4 separate regions of the Homo sapiens genome follow, and regions 1, 2 and 3 are each linked to region 4. Evidence: chromatin contacts called from ENCODE Hi-C or POLR2A ChIA-PET data. All regions are on one chromosome and are shown on one strand. Each heading gives the region's core, a stretch centred on a gene start or an enhancer-like site at or near the end of the contact. The rest is flanking DNA. Distances are from core to core; before and after follow the strand shown. Region 1 overlaps CLEC16A (C-type lectin domain containing 16A). Region 2 overlaps CLEC16A (C-type lectin domain containing 16A). Region 3 overlaps CLEC16A (C-type lectin domain containing 16A). Region 4 overlaps CLEC16A (C-type lectin domain containing 16A).

Region 1 (3,594 bases), core at 788-3,287, 70 kb after region 4:
TCATGAGATGGACCACTAGGAAAATCTTTAACACATCACCCCTGTCACCTCTAGGCCAAAGCCTCTCACCAAACACTTCTTCCCTTTAGAGCGCTTATAAGAGTTAAGACAGTGAGTTATTTGCATATCTGATCCATGTCCACCTCTCTACTGTACTGTAAAGCTCGAATACGGCACAGACTCTTTATGACATTGTGTATCCCCAGAACTAGCATGATACTTGGCCCAAAGAAAGAGCTCCATCAACACTGCTGAATGAATCAAGAAAGGGATAGGCCAGACAGGGGCCATGAAAAGGCCCCAATCAATTCACTAATGCCACCACCACTAACAAGGACAGAGTTTCTGGGAAGCTTTTCAGAGGCGCTAATGCTCCCCTGAATAACAAAATGACCTGGCCAGACCATCATACACCAAAACCAGTGGAAGGGCAGGGGCCTCTTGTAATTGTACTCCATGCAGTGGTGGCCTTTCATCCACAGGGTCACATTCCACCCATTCATGTAGGTGGGGCAGCAAATCTACTACCCCAGGGCGAGCTGGCCCTTTTACCAGCCTGGCCACTGCCTGAGCACCTGGCTGCAGAGAGGAAACCTTTATGAAACAGCCCTTGTATAAAACGCACTATGCTCATCTCACTTACCCACTCTAAGCTCCTTATGGCAGGGATCTCACCTGTCACTGAATCAGCTGCAGCCTGGGCTCCGCATAAGTGAGATGAGCATTTGTGCAGCCCAGACTGCAGCTGATTCAGTGACAGGTGAGATCCCTGCCATAAGGAGCTTAGAGTGGGTAAGACCTTTGAAAAGAGGGAACCAGGTGCATCAGGAACCAGGCTGTAGGTACGGTAAAGGCGCAGGTTCAAAGGCACAAATGCTGGACATGCTGGGGGAAAAGCAAGTCAGACCAGGATTAAGGCAGCTGGAGCTCAGGACATGTGAGCAGGATCTGAGAGATGACAGCAGAGATATACAGAGGACAAGATGGAAAAGCTTCAAGAGAAGTCACAACACTGGCCATCAGGTGTTTTCCCTCAGCAGTGTACCAAATGGAACGCCAAAGCTCCTTCCTGCAGACCACAAACATGCTACTTAGTCCAAAGCTTGATGATCATTTAAAACTAGAGATTACACGTAACAATGCGTTTTTCCCGCTTCTCTAGAAACATGAAAAAACCTAGTAATCCTACATCCATATTCCTGCAGAACAGCAGCAGCCTGGGGTAGAACAGGAGCTGCTCGCCAAGGTGGCATACACTCTCCAATTTGCCACACCCCTCGCCACTCTCTACTGCCCTCACCTGGGGCCTGAGTCATTCATGGATGTTCATCGCCCAACTTCTGTAGACATTAGTTCCTCTGATAAGGCATTTTCTCACTGTGTCCCGATAACAGTGTCTCACAGATATGCAACCTAAGGCCCGGAGTGGTACAATTCCATGTTTAAGAACACACAATCAATCAAATCCAGGTGGTCCCTGATCCCAGCTTCTCTTGGGTATGCAATCAAGACTCTGATTAGGTTCACTGAATCCCGGACCAGCTTATGCATCATCACTGCTATATATTCAGAATGTTAGTTTCTGATTTTAGAGAAACACACAGATTAGCAAAATGAGCAATGGTTTCCTGTTAAGGTCAGTCCCGAAGCTAATGACTTACAGAACTTCTCTGAATATCCTGTTCAGTCTTAGCGTACATCTCAGACAGATCACCATTCAGAATGACTTCAGCTAACGAGTTCACCAGCGGTGCATGATGTATAATTAAGAAGACCTGGCGGAAAAAAAAGAAACGGGATTTGCATGAAAGTGTGCGGTATTTTCAACCTCTTGCTTCCTGGATCAGAAGCGACCAGGCTGGGCTACCTAAGTCCTGTATTAAGCAGCAATTCCTACGATGCAAAATTCAAAGAATGAGCCACAGGAAGCAGGACTCGGTTCCACTCTTGTAAGGTCAGTCTCTCCTTCAGACTGTTGCCTATTTGGCTGGCTGCTCTTCCTCGGAAGGAAGTGCATTAATGCGAGACTGTCCCTCATGGCTGGGTGAAGCCAAATCCGGCTGAAGTGGAGCAATGCGGGAAAGAACAGCCAAACCAGCACACTCCTTCCTTTCCATGGGCATTTTAGTGTCAAATTTGGTTATGAGAAGACTAGAAGGCACTGTCCCAATACTTTAGTGATACAAGAAGAAGGGGCCGGAGAGTTTTGTTCCAATCAAGGACTTGGCAGAGGGTTGGCTACACAGAGATTCCATCACGGGAGGGAGCTCTGACCCTGTGGTGGGTTTTAGCACACGGGGATTCCACAGCATCGTCAGGAGGTATGTGAACTACGGGGCTGAAAATCACACGAGACAGAGGCAAACCCAGGTGGGCCAGGATGCAAAATCAGAGGGCTGCCTCTGGGCTAAGCTGGCCCTGCTCCCACACCTGTTGCCCAATGTTCAGAGGACCAGCTTTAAGAATCAGGGTATTCAAAACTGTCTTGCAAAGCTGGCCTAGACATGCCTGCTATTTTGTTTTAAAATGTAAAGGCAAGAGGGTGTAGCACAGGGTGTGGCTTATCTACCATTTGCATAGAAAAGCGTGTGCATGTTTGTATTTGCTTATTTACATATGCATAGGCCAGGGTTTCTCAATCTTGGCACTGCTGACAATTTGGGCTATAACTGAGTATGGAGGGAGGCTGTCCCAGACACTGCAGGCTGGTGAGCAGCATCCCTGACCTCCACCCACTAGATGTCAGTAGCACCCCAGCCTCGGTCATGACAACTGAATGCATCTCCCCAGACACTGCCAGGTATCCCCTGAGGGGCAAAATTGCCCCTAGTTAAGAACCCCTGACAGATGTCTCTGTTAGGACATACGAGAACCCTGTAACCCTAATTGTCTCTGGGGATAGAAGTCAGGAGCCTGAACAAAACTAGAACAGAAACCCGGTTTTTACATGTTTGAACTTTTTAACTTTAAAAAACGTTGTTTAAAAAAAATTATTTTTTAAAAAGTGAAGGCAAAAATCAACACAGGCTGCCTCTGGGGAGTGCAGTTGGGTGCTCAGGGTATAGAGTGAGAGAGACTTTTCACATGCCATGTTTTGTACTGTTTGAACAAGGGGAATATATTATTCTAACAAATACATAGAATTCAAATTAGATAAAAGGTACAGGCAGAATGGCCATGTGGCACCTCCCTATAAAAAATTGCATCTTTTAAAAAAATACTGGGAACCTTTTCTATCACAGAGACCACATAGTATGATTCAATGAGTTAACCCACGTCCAAGGCTTGGCAGGCCCTTAAATGTTAGCAATGATGATTTTTCTCACCTTCCTTATGGCCGAATTACTGCCACACATCACTCTACCAACAACACAAAACACCAATCACTGTGGTCATTCATTCTCAAATATCCGTTACGTACCTTGAATGAATGCGGCCTTAACTGATCATTTATTCCTTCTTTTCAGTCCACAAGCATTCAGTGAGCACCTACAAAGGCCCCCCTGAACAAAGCAACCAATTCCTGCCTGTGGACACACACAGTGCTCATTTCCCTGGCTCTGAACCCAAAAAAGAGGGAGGGTGAGTAACTGT
Region 2 (3,504 bases), core at 435-2,934, 100 kb after region 4:
TTCAGAGTTTGAAATGCCTGGAGAAGAGAAACTGTAACCAACACACTCGAGGTGCATCACCAAGGATGACAGACGTAAACAAATCTGGCCTCAATAGCCTCTGCTTTCTCAAGAGTCACTAATTTCACAGGTTAAACCACTACAGTTAATAATGCCCCATATCCTTCAAAAATTAGCAATTCAGTCCATTTCAGAGACAGGAATACTAGGTCCAAGTTCATTTCAGTGACAGCATTTTCTGCACGTGCTATGCCTTGCACCATAATGAGCTTATTAGGATGCTCCTCCTTCAAGATTTTGAAATGTACATTTGCAAGGTGGGGCATGAGAAAGGATAAGCAGAATGATAGGAGGTCTGGGGGTTAGAAATTTACCCCCCAATGTCCACACAGCTCCAAATAACAATGTCTCAGGTGTGGTAGAGGGATGGGAGACACAGAGCCTGTATCTGTCTGGCCTGTTCAGCACTCGGGCAGAGGCCCTGCAGACGTTCCCCAGTGTGTCCCACTCTGTGCCCTGAAAACCACCATCTGGTCAGTGTTCAGCCTTCTGGCCAGCAGGACAAGGAGAAGCTTCACGGAGGGTGGAATCAGGCTAGAGGATTAGAGAAGGTGTTCACAGGCTGTGCTTCCCCTGGTGAATCATCCCCCAAAGATGTCAAACAGGGCCGGCAAGTGAGGCTGGGCCGGGGATGTGTAGGGTATAGGCAGGGCTATACCCTAGCTTTCTTTAGGGCTTTAGCCCTAGAGAAAGTCATGGCTGTGGCACAGGTGCTGTGACTAAACTGGGGAGAACAAGCAGTTGTTGGGAAAAGACTGGCCTTTTCTGAAAACAGAGGTCTGCCTCTCGTTCATCCTGTGACAAATATTTGTTGATTGCTTACTATCTGCCACGTCCTGTGCTGGCATACCAGTACCCAGCTGAACAAGCCATACAGGCTTTCATGATTCTTATGTTCAAATTGGGAGAAAACAACAAAAAAGATATGTAACAAAGGAAGACAATGTCTGATAGCCAAAGGACAGGAACCCCGGCCAGCTTCCTGAGGGTCTAACTCAAGGCCGAGATGAAACTTTAAGAACGCACAGGAGCTAACAGCCGACCCACTCTTTGGCGATGAGAAGTATATAATAATGTGTTAACTGTGTGGGACAGTGTGAACAGGCACAGAAGAAGTTAGAGAAGACAGCAAAACTCTTGTTGGCTGAAGTCACCAGGGCAATTTTTAGGGAAGAACTGGCATTTTCGGGATAGAGCTAGGGATTTGGATGGGCAGGAGGAAAAGAGCAGGGGACCTCAAGTGGGCAGGCGAGGTATGTGTGTGAGTGGACCACCAACAGGAGATACACCTGGATGACAGCAGCTGCTACCGTAACTCACCAGGGGACGGCAGCAGAGCCCCTGCTCCCCGCCCCACCAACACATGTGGAGGCCCACCTCCAGTCTGCCCCTCATCCAATCCATTCTGCCAGCTTCAGCCAGACCACAGCCTTTCTGTAGTTAAAAAACCTTCAGTGGCTCCCTACTGTTCTCACTCATAGTCTGAATTCCTTAAAGTGATTTACAGGGCCCCAGGGGACCTGGCCTCTGGAGACTGCCAAGCATGGCTCTGAGCTTGGGTCCTCACTTCCTCTTCACCCAGTGAACACTCCCCTGCTGAACCACGTGAGTTCTGCCAATGTGCACTGCTCCCCTTGCCCCACTAGGCTTTCTCAAATGCCTTTTCCTCTGCCTGAAACATCCTTCCTTCCACCTGACACCCCGCTGCCTGGTAACAACGACTCACCCCGTTGGTCTCCATTTAAACAGCGTCTGCCTAACAAGGATGTTCCTAACTCCCTGTGCTCCCAAACTAGATGGTGGGAAGGCCTGGAAGAACTTAGACGTGACATAGTGGGAGCCTAGGACCCATAATATGTGGCATGGTGAAGACGATATTTTAAGAAAATCAACATGGCAATATTGTACCCCAAGCTCTAACACTGTCAGTGCCACCTTAGCCAAAACTTGAAAGCACCAAGAGTAGGTGTGCGTCTGTCTACCTGCCATGGATCCATTCTCCGCCTTCTTTGGGCAATAACCCCTGATTCTCCCATGGGGAACCACTCTTTTCTCTCATTCTTTTCCACTAGCTTGAGTGGAGCTAATCCCACTCTTGCTCCAGGGAAGGGAATATGAGTGAGGAATGGCCAATCAGATCCCCCTATACCTTTGGCCAGAGTGACAGTTCAGGGGTGGCATGAGACCTTGCTGGTCCAGGGATACTCAATCTCAATTCTGGACTTCTGCTGGCAATATTGAGAAAAGAAGCTCTCTTTTTCCTCAGGAATGCTAAGCTGATATGATGTAAGCCTGCAGCCTGCCTGAAAATGACACCAACAGGAAAAAGGTAGAGCTGAAAGGTGGAAAAAGGCCGATTTCTGACGGCTCCAAACACCTGGATTCAGCCATGGTTTAGCGGGGACAGACCATTCAGTGACATGAGCTATTCAATCCATTTGAGGCTTAAGGCAATTCTAGCTGGGTTTCTGTCACTGGAACCAAAAATCTTGACCCCCACACAAAGTGGACCAGAATGAAGGCCACAATACAAAAACGACCAATTTCTACCAGCCGCAGACTTGCAGTCCCTGGTAAAGATGATGTTTCAGTAGCAATCAAACGATTCCATCACTCAGGCTTCCGCTTGGTGGTGGACATTTGTCAGTCAATGTCACAGCCTTGCCACTAATCTGGACAATAAACCACCCATGGTGTGTAGCAAATAACCTCTTGACTACTTCAATCTGCCTGAGCTAAATCACTAACTCAGTTCAGCAGACAGAGACCACAGGTATGAAGTTTTCTACCATTTAGCAAAAGTAAAACCCTAACAGGAAAATTCCTTTCCAGTTTGCAAGCTGGGAGTGTTACAAAGAATAATGAAGCTAAAAACAGTTTCCAGCTCTCTGTGCTATCTTCTCAACCTTTCTGTAAATCTCAAACTGTTCTAAAAAAGTAAAGTCTAGGCCGGGTGCAGTGGCTCATGCCTGTAATCCCAGCACTTTGGGAGGTCAAGGAGGGCAGATCACAAGGTCAGGAGATCGAGACCATCCTGGCTAACACGGTGAAACCCCGTCTCTACTAAAAATACAAAAAATTAGCTGGGCGTGGTGGCGGGCGCCTGTAGTCCCAGCTACTCTGGAGGCTGAGGCAGGAGAATGGCGTGAACCCGGGAGGCGGAGCTTGCAGTGAGCCAAGATCGTGCCACTGCACTCCAGCCTGGGCAACAGAGCAAGACTCTTATCTCAAAAAAAAAAAGAAGAGGGTTTCCAGATGCCTTGTGTATTTAAAAAATAATAATAATAAATAAATAATTCTTTTAACTATCTTAAACTTTCCCTCTCCATCCATACTGCTCTAGGTCAAGGTAAGAGTGTATTAAGAACTGTCACTTGTCACTGGTAGGGTGACCAGTTTATACTAGTTTGTCCAGGACTTTCCCAGTTTTAGCACTGAAAGTCC
Region 3 (3,341 bases), core at 776-3,275, 110 kb before region 4:
GAGTGAGGCGGTCATCCTGAGCACCAGCTCCTCTTGCGTGGAGGGTATTTCCTGCCCGCACCTACCGCAGAGGTCTGCTTGCGGAGAGAAAGGCAGGATGAATGTAGCTGGAGTTCTCAGGAAGAGGCACAATGTGATATATTGTGTGTGTGTGTGTCGGGGGCCCGCTCAGATGAACTATGGCAAACATCCGGCAAATCCAAACACTGGGCAGGAAGATTCCTTGGGGACACTCAGCCGCAGCCTCATGGAACCAGTTTTATAGCTGCTCACTTCTTAATCACTTAGAGCGGTAAACCCCCCAGTTTACAAGCTGTTTACTTGCCTCGAAAATGAATTACCCCTTAACAAATCAAAATGTCAAGATGGCTTTTCCCGAGCTGCCTATTTATCAGGGCCATGAACAGAGGGCCAGCCAGTGTAGTAACAGAGTTGGGATTACACCTTGTATGCTCCCGACAATGACCCCGGCTGGAAGGGATCAATGACATAGCCGTTGCCAAGGTGGTCACAGGCCCATTTGAAGAAGACACGTCTTTTCTCTTGCCCTCTTTAAAGCCATGGTTTATTACAGCATCATAAACCTGGTTTATTATCAAAAGACATCTGCAGTGGGACATGTAGGGTAGCAGATGAGAAGCTGGCACTGCAGTCAGGATGCTTAAATTCTTTTATTTTGGGAATGGGTTGGGATCAAGTCATAGATTGGCAGTAAAATCTGCATGTACTGAGTTAAACAAACAAACAAACAAAAAAATCACCAACTACCGATCCCATCCATTTGCAGGGTCTAGCTGAGCAGAGGTTACTGAACACATCTCTCCCTCACCCACTTCTACTAAAACTCCCACTTCCCTCCTTTCCACTCTCTCTCCCTTTGCCAGTGGCACTGAGACCAGAAAGCCACAGTGACTTTTGGCTTTTTTTTTCCTTTATTTTGCTGGATGGCCAAGGCCCCCCACCTGCAATTTCAAGGGGTTTTTCCCCAAATCAAAGTGGCAACACATCAGAGAATCAGGAGGGTGCTGGGGAGAATTCAGGGTGAATGTCTATGGCCAGAGCGCCCTGTCCTCTGGTTCCTGCTTCATCCCAGTCAGGCAGTCCCTGATGAACTAGCTTTGGCAGAGGTGCCAGAGGCTTTTGGTGTATGAATCAAACACACTTGGGCTGCGAAGTAGGTGCAAACACACAGACAAGCCAGAGATCGTGCGACAGGAGTGAAGGCAAACCGGCCTCCCTGAGATCCTCTCCAGTGATAACAGTCTTGGCTCTCCCTGGGTATGCTTCAAGGACAGCCTGCAAAATGTGTATCAGAGGCTGCATGGACTTTCACACCATCTGACCAATTCCACACCTGCAGCATCCCATGCTGCAGACGACACTGTGGGTGGATGCACATACCGAACTACAAGGATATTCAGCATATTGGTGTGCAGAACAGAGAACAGAAGACAGCTGATAAGTCCAAGAACTGGGGAAAGGCTAAGTGAATTCTAATCCCTCTAGATGATGAAATTCCCTGCTGCCAACCAACACGCTGGTAAGAGAAGACTAAGTGTTGGGGGAAATGCTCAAGATGGAGTCAATGAAAAAAGGTTAGAAAAAGCATGTCCCATATGTTTCCGCTCTTGCAAAAAATTTGTGCTCTCTTTCCCCCTTGTCCAGAGCAGAGAAGGCAGCTGGAGATTTGAAGCTGACACAGTGAGAGAAGCAGGTAGTTGTACTGCAGTGAGTTTTGTTATTTTTTGTGCTTGTCTGAATTTTCCAAGACTCCTATTGTAAACCTTATTTTAAACCAAAAAGAGAAAAAAAAGGGAGGATGATGGAGGGAACACAAACTGCCTGGGAACTGGATAGACTCAAGCTCCCGATCCTAACATCCTCCTGAGATCTGTTCTGCCCTCTGAAGCTCTCTCCCCTGGACTCACCAAGAGCAGGGCCAGGCAGGCCACTCCAACAGTGGGGGGAAACTATGCCCATGGTGAGACACATCCCCCACTTCCCAGGAGCCCCCAGTTTCACGGTCGGGGGGCGCAGCCCAGAGTCTTCCTGTTGCCCTCTGGCCGTGTTCTGCCAGTTATTTTGGGAAGATGAACTAATGAATAACGCTCTGGCATTTGTGAAGCACAAAAATACCAAGAAAAGGTCAGTCTTCTATTTTTAGGCCCACTGACAGAAGGAAAGCTGGGCTTGGAGTCAGAACCCCAGGTTTGAGTCCAAGCTCTGCCCAAACTGACTTCGAGACCTTGGACATGCCCCCCTCCTCCTCTTCTACAGGTCTTTAAGCTTTCCCCACCAATAATCACTTAACCATGTGATTCAAGATTCAGAGCCGGCCAGCAGCCGCCTAGGGGCTTGCACACGAGTTTCGCTTTGCTTATTTATGTTATATGTGTGTTTGTTGGAGGTACCACCATGGACACGTTGGGAGCTTTTACACACAGACCTGGATTTCTGCTTTCTTAAAAAATGAAAAGATCTGGCTTTATGGGGCCCCATTCCTGCAGGACAGCAACGGGAGAGAGATGAGCAGAGCTGGGTCCCTGCTCTTGCAACTTGCCTGGCCGTGTGGGCGTTTGAGTTGATAATCTCTGCTCTTTATGCCTAGATTGTTGGTCAAATCCATAGGACTCAGGGAAGCTGGAACCCCCAGATATCTTTCGAGTCAAGGCCCTCCTACAACCCCAGAATCACTGGGTGTGCATAGGAGTGGGGATGTGGAAATATGGCGATCTGCCTCCAGCAGCCTAGGTCAGTCCTCAGACCTCCTACCAAGAACCACTTGCTCTCAACCTTTGCTAGGCCGTTCCCTCGGTCTGGAGTTCTGTTTTGCTTCTTTTCTGTCTTTACAAACCCCTGCCCCATTCTTCATGGCTCACGCAGCTCAGCATTAGCCTGGGAGGAGTCTTTGCATAAGGTAGGGTTAACTATTCTCTCCCCTGTGCTTCTGCAGCAGCTCTGTCCAACCTTGGGGCCTTGATGGCTGTGTAGGAGTCGGCCTACCTAAGCAGGGCATAAGAAATTTGACTGCAAAGATGTTTAGGTATTTAGTGTGATGATTATCATTACATTAATAGCTAGCACCTGGAATCCTCTAGGTTAAGAGGGTTTTGTTCACTTTATTGGGAAGGCTTAAAACAAAAAAGCAAAAAGAAGAGGGTTTTGGACAGTGTTCTTGATATTGTAAGCTGTCTCTCAATAACCATTCTCCCTTTCGGTTGCAGTTACAGAACCCAGAAGCTAGTCGTGGCCAAGTGACTAAGTTGTGACCAGTGAGATAGAAATGAATGTGGCATGTGGGATTTCCTGGAAAGCTCTTTAAAAGGAAAGGGGGTATATCC
Region 4 (3,198 bases), core at 575-3,074:
TCTGCCACATGCCTGACAAACTGGCCCCTGCATTTCTCCCATCTCTCGCCTGTGGATCAGGACCATCTGCCCCAGCCCAGCAGGGCATGAGGTCATGAAACTGTGTTAAGAGGTGACAGCCAAGGTTCTCAAGGGGCTCCAAGGCTCCCGTGATCTGGCTCCTGCCAGCACCCCCAGCCTCATCACATCCTCCTGTGGGCTCCAGCTGCAATCACTGCCGTGTTGGTGCCAGAATGTGCCACCTGTCTCTGGGCCTATGCCTCCCTATCTGATGCCTGTCCCACTTCCTGCTCCAGGTGGGATTAGTGACCTGACCTAATGCTGCTTGAATAATGGCCTGAGCCACATGACCTGCCACTGTCTCTTCCCACTTTGACCTCTAAGGCTCTGATTTCTTCAGGACTGGGGCTGTGTTTTTGCTGTCCCAGTGTCCTGAGCAGAGCCAGCAGATCTCAAGAAGGCAGTGTGGGAAGCAGTGGATCAGAATGCCTAAGAGTCTAGGTTCTGGGGGCCACATTGCCTGGGCTGACTTGTGGCTCAGCTACTCACTAGCTGGGTGACCTTGAGCAAATCACCAGACCTCTCCATGCATCAATTTCTTCCCCTGTGGACAGGGCGTGGTGGTTCACATCTGTAATCCTAGCACTTTGAGAGGCCGAGGTGGGCGGATCGCTTGGGTCCAGGAGTTCAAGACCAGCCTGGGTAACATGGCAAAACCCCATTTCTACAAAAAATACAAAAATTAGCCGAGTGTGGTGGCACACACCTGTAATCCCAGCTACCCAGGAGGCTGAGGTGGGAGGATTGCTTGACCCCAGGGGGCAGAGTGTGTTGCAGTGAGCCAAGATGGCACCACTGCACTCCAACCTGGGTGACAGAGCAGGACCCTGTCTAAAAAAAAAAAAAATTCTTCCTCTGTAAAATGGGGATAATAATAGTGCCAATCTCCTAGGATGGTTATAGAATTTAATGAGGAAATTCACATAAAGAACTGATTTGAATTGATCTACTTCATAACAGAGGCTATGTGTTCATAGAAGTGGTAAGAAAAACCCTGATGAACTGTGAACCAAAAGAAGGTAGAGTGTGGGCTGGGTGTGGTGGTACATGTCTGTAATTTCAGCACTTTGGGAGGCCAAGGCAGGAGGATGGCTTGAGGCCAGGAGTTCAAGGCTAACTTGGGTAACTTAGCAAGACTTCATCTCTATAAAACATCTAAAAATTAGCTAGGTGTGGTAGCTTGTGCCTGTAGTTCCAGCTACCGACGCTGAGGTGGGAGGATGGCTGGAGCCCAGGAGTTTGAGGCTGCAGTGAGCTATGATCGCAACACTGCACTCCAGGATGGATCACAGCTCACTGCAGCCTCCAAAACAACAACAACAACAACAACAACAAAAAGGCAAAGTGGAATCCAGAGCAGCAGTGCTCAGCGTTCAGTCCTCTGGACCTTCTGGCTCAGGGGTGCGGGGGGATCTCCCAGGTGGGGCCTTCTTGGCACAGGATGCTGTAGCCCTGGCTGGGGGTGAGCACGTCAGCATCATGAAGCAACACATACACATCTGTCAGAACCAGTCCTCCAGTGAAAGCTGATGCCAGGACGTCCAGTGCAAACACTGCCACCCACAAACAGAATCGTGTGCCTGGCAGGGAGGACATGGAAGGAAGGCGTCAGTGGGCCGGACAGGGTGGGTCCTGCGGTGAGGCTTGTGGGTTTGGTCAGACAGTTGGAAATGTGGATTGACTCAAGACACATGGGTCCCACTTCCTCTGCACCCCCAGGCTTCCGAGGTAGAACCACCAGCTGCAGGGAGGAAGGTTCAGACTCCTCGTGTCTGAGGTGCAAATGACAGGTCATTCCTGTTTTGCAAAATCCAAAAGTGAAACACCTCTGTCACACACGAATTAACTCAGATGATAAAGGCTGACAAGGGGAGCTGTGTGCAATGAATTCCTCTGAACTATACACAAATACTCATGTCTCCAGTGAATGATTTTCTAGGAAAAGGTGATGGTGCTTTCTAAGAAAGAAACTCTGATCTTACCCGGGAGATAAAATACCATGAACACCCCTGAGGACACTGCTTCCTAGAGTACCTGCTTCGGAAAAAAAGGGCTGATAACGGAAGCACACACTGCAGCTGGTTCTGAGAACTAATCTTTTCACACATATCTGTCCTGCAGGCTGGTGAGATTCACATTTAATTTGACTGTGTCCCAAGAGCAGGTAGATGCCTTAACATCGCACTATCTCTGGGGGTCCTGAGACCGCTGGGCTACGATTTCACACCAACCTCACCTGCACTGGATGTACCGTGCTCACCCCCGATGGTTCACAGAAAACTGGCCCCATTGCCTTACACTCCTGAGCTCAGGGCTTGTCTGTCTGCACTGGTGAAGGCTACCTCTCTGCAGCCAACACTGGGTGCCAGATGCAACGGAATGCCAAACCCTACTTCCCAAAGGGTAAAAACATGCCTTGGAAAGTCATGCCTGGGGGCAAATGGGTACTCTCTATCCACTGTCTAAGCTGTGTTGAGGGCAGGCTCTTGACTTTGACAAAGAAGCCCTTTCCTCCCTGGTCTGGGAGTGGTTCTGGAGAACAGTGGCCCAGGAGATGACAGGTCCTGTGCTCACTCACCCGCCGGGTCTTCTCCACATCGCCACACGGCAGCCGCTTCACGAAGTCAATGCCCGTCAGTGGCGTGCCTGTTGGGGGCAGCAGGATGGAGGCGTCCATCATGAGATATTCCACGTTCATGGGCTTCATCTAGAAGAGACATTACAGGAAACCTCAAAGCAGATTCCTTACTTGGAAGGAGGAAGGGGCCGGGGGAGGTTGCACAGGCCCCTCGCCTTCAACCGCATTTAGTAAATGTAAATGAGTGATCTAAATCCTGGATTTAGATTGAAGTAAAGCACAGAGGCAGCCAGATAAGGGAGCAATATGCCTTTTGGTTTTCTAAATTGCAGATTTTTCCTTTAATTGAAGCAGCAGCTCAGACTCTTGAGAAGTTGCATCCTTGCTGTGAAAAGCTTGCTCCTCTTCGCATTCTCTCTCCACCTCAGCAGGGACAGGGATTCTCAGCAGGAGGCCAGGTATGCTTTATCCCTGTGGGTGCAAGCCCGTCTGCCACCTGCTTCCTCCTCTCTGTCCTTCCAGTGATGATAACAGCTATGGCGATGGCAGCTTCCGTTTAA

What was found. Hi-C counts contacts between places; a loop is a spot of excess contacts on that map. ChIA-PET counts read pairs that join two places held with the same protein, here RNA polymerase II (POLR2A). Pooled maps may share reads with other maps.
Region 1: a map of Right ventricle myocardium inferior shows a loop between it and region 4 (2.5-fold over the local background). The contact joins two enhancer-like sites. A Hi-C loop is called at or near these places in 3 of 168 maps with a recorded cell type or tissue (Right ventricle myocardium inferior, naive thymus-derived CD4-positive, alpha-beta T cell and pancreas), 12 of 37 single-sample maps with no recorded cell type and 16 of 50 pooled maps. POLR2A ChIA-PET finds 5 or more read pairs at or near these places in 8 of 52 experiments (AG04450, HEK293, activated B cell and 4 more).
Region 2: a map of DLD1 shows a loop between it and region 4 (6-fold over the local background). The contact joins two enhancer-like sites. A Hi-C loop is called at or near these places in 2 of 168 maps with a recorded cell type or tissue (DLD1 and endothelial cell of hepatic sinusoid), 2 of 37 single-sample maps with no recorded cell type and 7 of 50 pooled maps. POLR2A ChIA-PET finds 5 or more read pairs at or near these places in 2 of 52 experiments (OCI-LY7 and PC-9).
Region 3: a loop to region 4 is called in a pooled map, with 7 times the contacts of the local background. The contact joins two enhancer-like sites. A Hi-C loop is called at or near these places in 5 of 37 single-sample maps with no recorded cell type and 10 of 50 pooled maps. POLR2A ChIA-PET finds 5 or more read pairs at or near these places in 7 of 52 experiments (Caco-2, H1, PC-9 and 3 more).

What each region holds. Positions count from the first base shown.
Region 1 is chr16:10,981,059-10,984,652 of GRCh38, reverse strand. It overlaps CLEC16A (C-type lectin domain containing 16A), which reads right to left. Exons shown (of 24, transcript NM_015226.3): 10 at 1,662-1,775. Among named protein-coding and RNA genes, the nearest start is that of CLEC16A, 38 kb to the right of the region's middle. RefSeq lists a silencer at 2,614-2,683. Within about 2 kb of position 2,037, at least 7 of the 41 ENCODE cell types and tissues checked have a DNase peak (open chromatin) inside an H3K27ac peak, as active enhancers do.
Region 2 is chr16:10,947,696-10,951,199 of GRCh38, reverse strand. All of the region lies in intron 1 of CLEC16A (C-type lectin domain containing 16A), which reads right to left. Among named protein-coding and RNA genes, the nearest start is that of CLEC16A, 4.9 kb to the right of the region's middle. RefSeq lists an enhancer at 1,487-1,636. Within about 2 kb of position 1,684, at least 6 of the 41 ENCODE cell types and tissues checked have a DNase peak (open chromatin) inside an H3K27ac peak, as active enhancers do.
Region 3 is chr16:11,160,900-11,164,240 of GRCh38, reverse strand. All of the region lies in intron 22 of CLEC16A (C-type lectin domain containing 16A), which reads right to left. Among named protein-coding and RNA genes, the nearest start is that of SOCS1, 94 kb to the left of the region's middle. Within about 2 kb of position 2,025, at least 5 of the 41 ENCODE cell types and tissues checked have a DNase peak (open chromatin) inside an H3K27ac peak, as active enhancers do.
Region 4 is chr16:11,051,082-11,054,279 of GRCh38, reverse strand. CLEC16A (C-type lectin domain containing 16A) reads right to left here. Exons shown (of 24, transcript NM_015226.3): 18 at 2,639-2,767. Among named protein-coding and RNA genes, the nearest start is that of CLEC16A, 110 kb to the right of the region's middle. RefSeq lists enhancers at 1,632-1,781, 2,794-3,198. Within about 2 kb of position 1,824, at least 2 of the 41 ENCODE cell types and tissues checked have a DNase peak (open chromatin) inside an H3K27ac peak, as active enhancers do.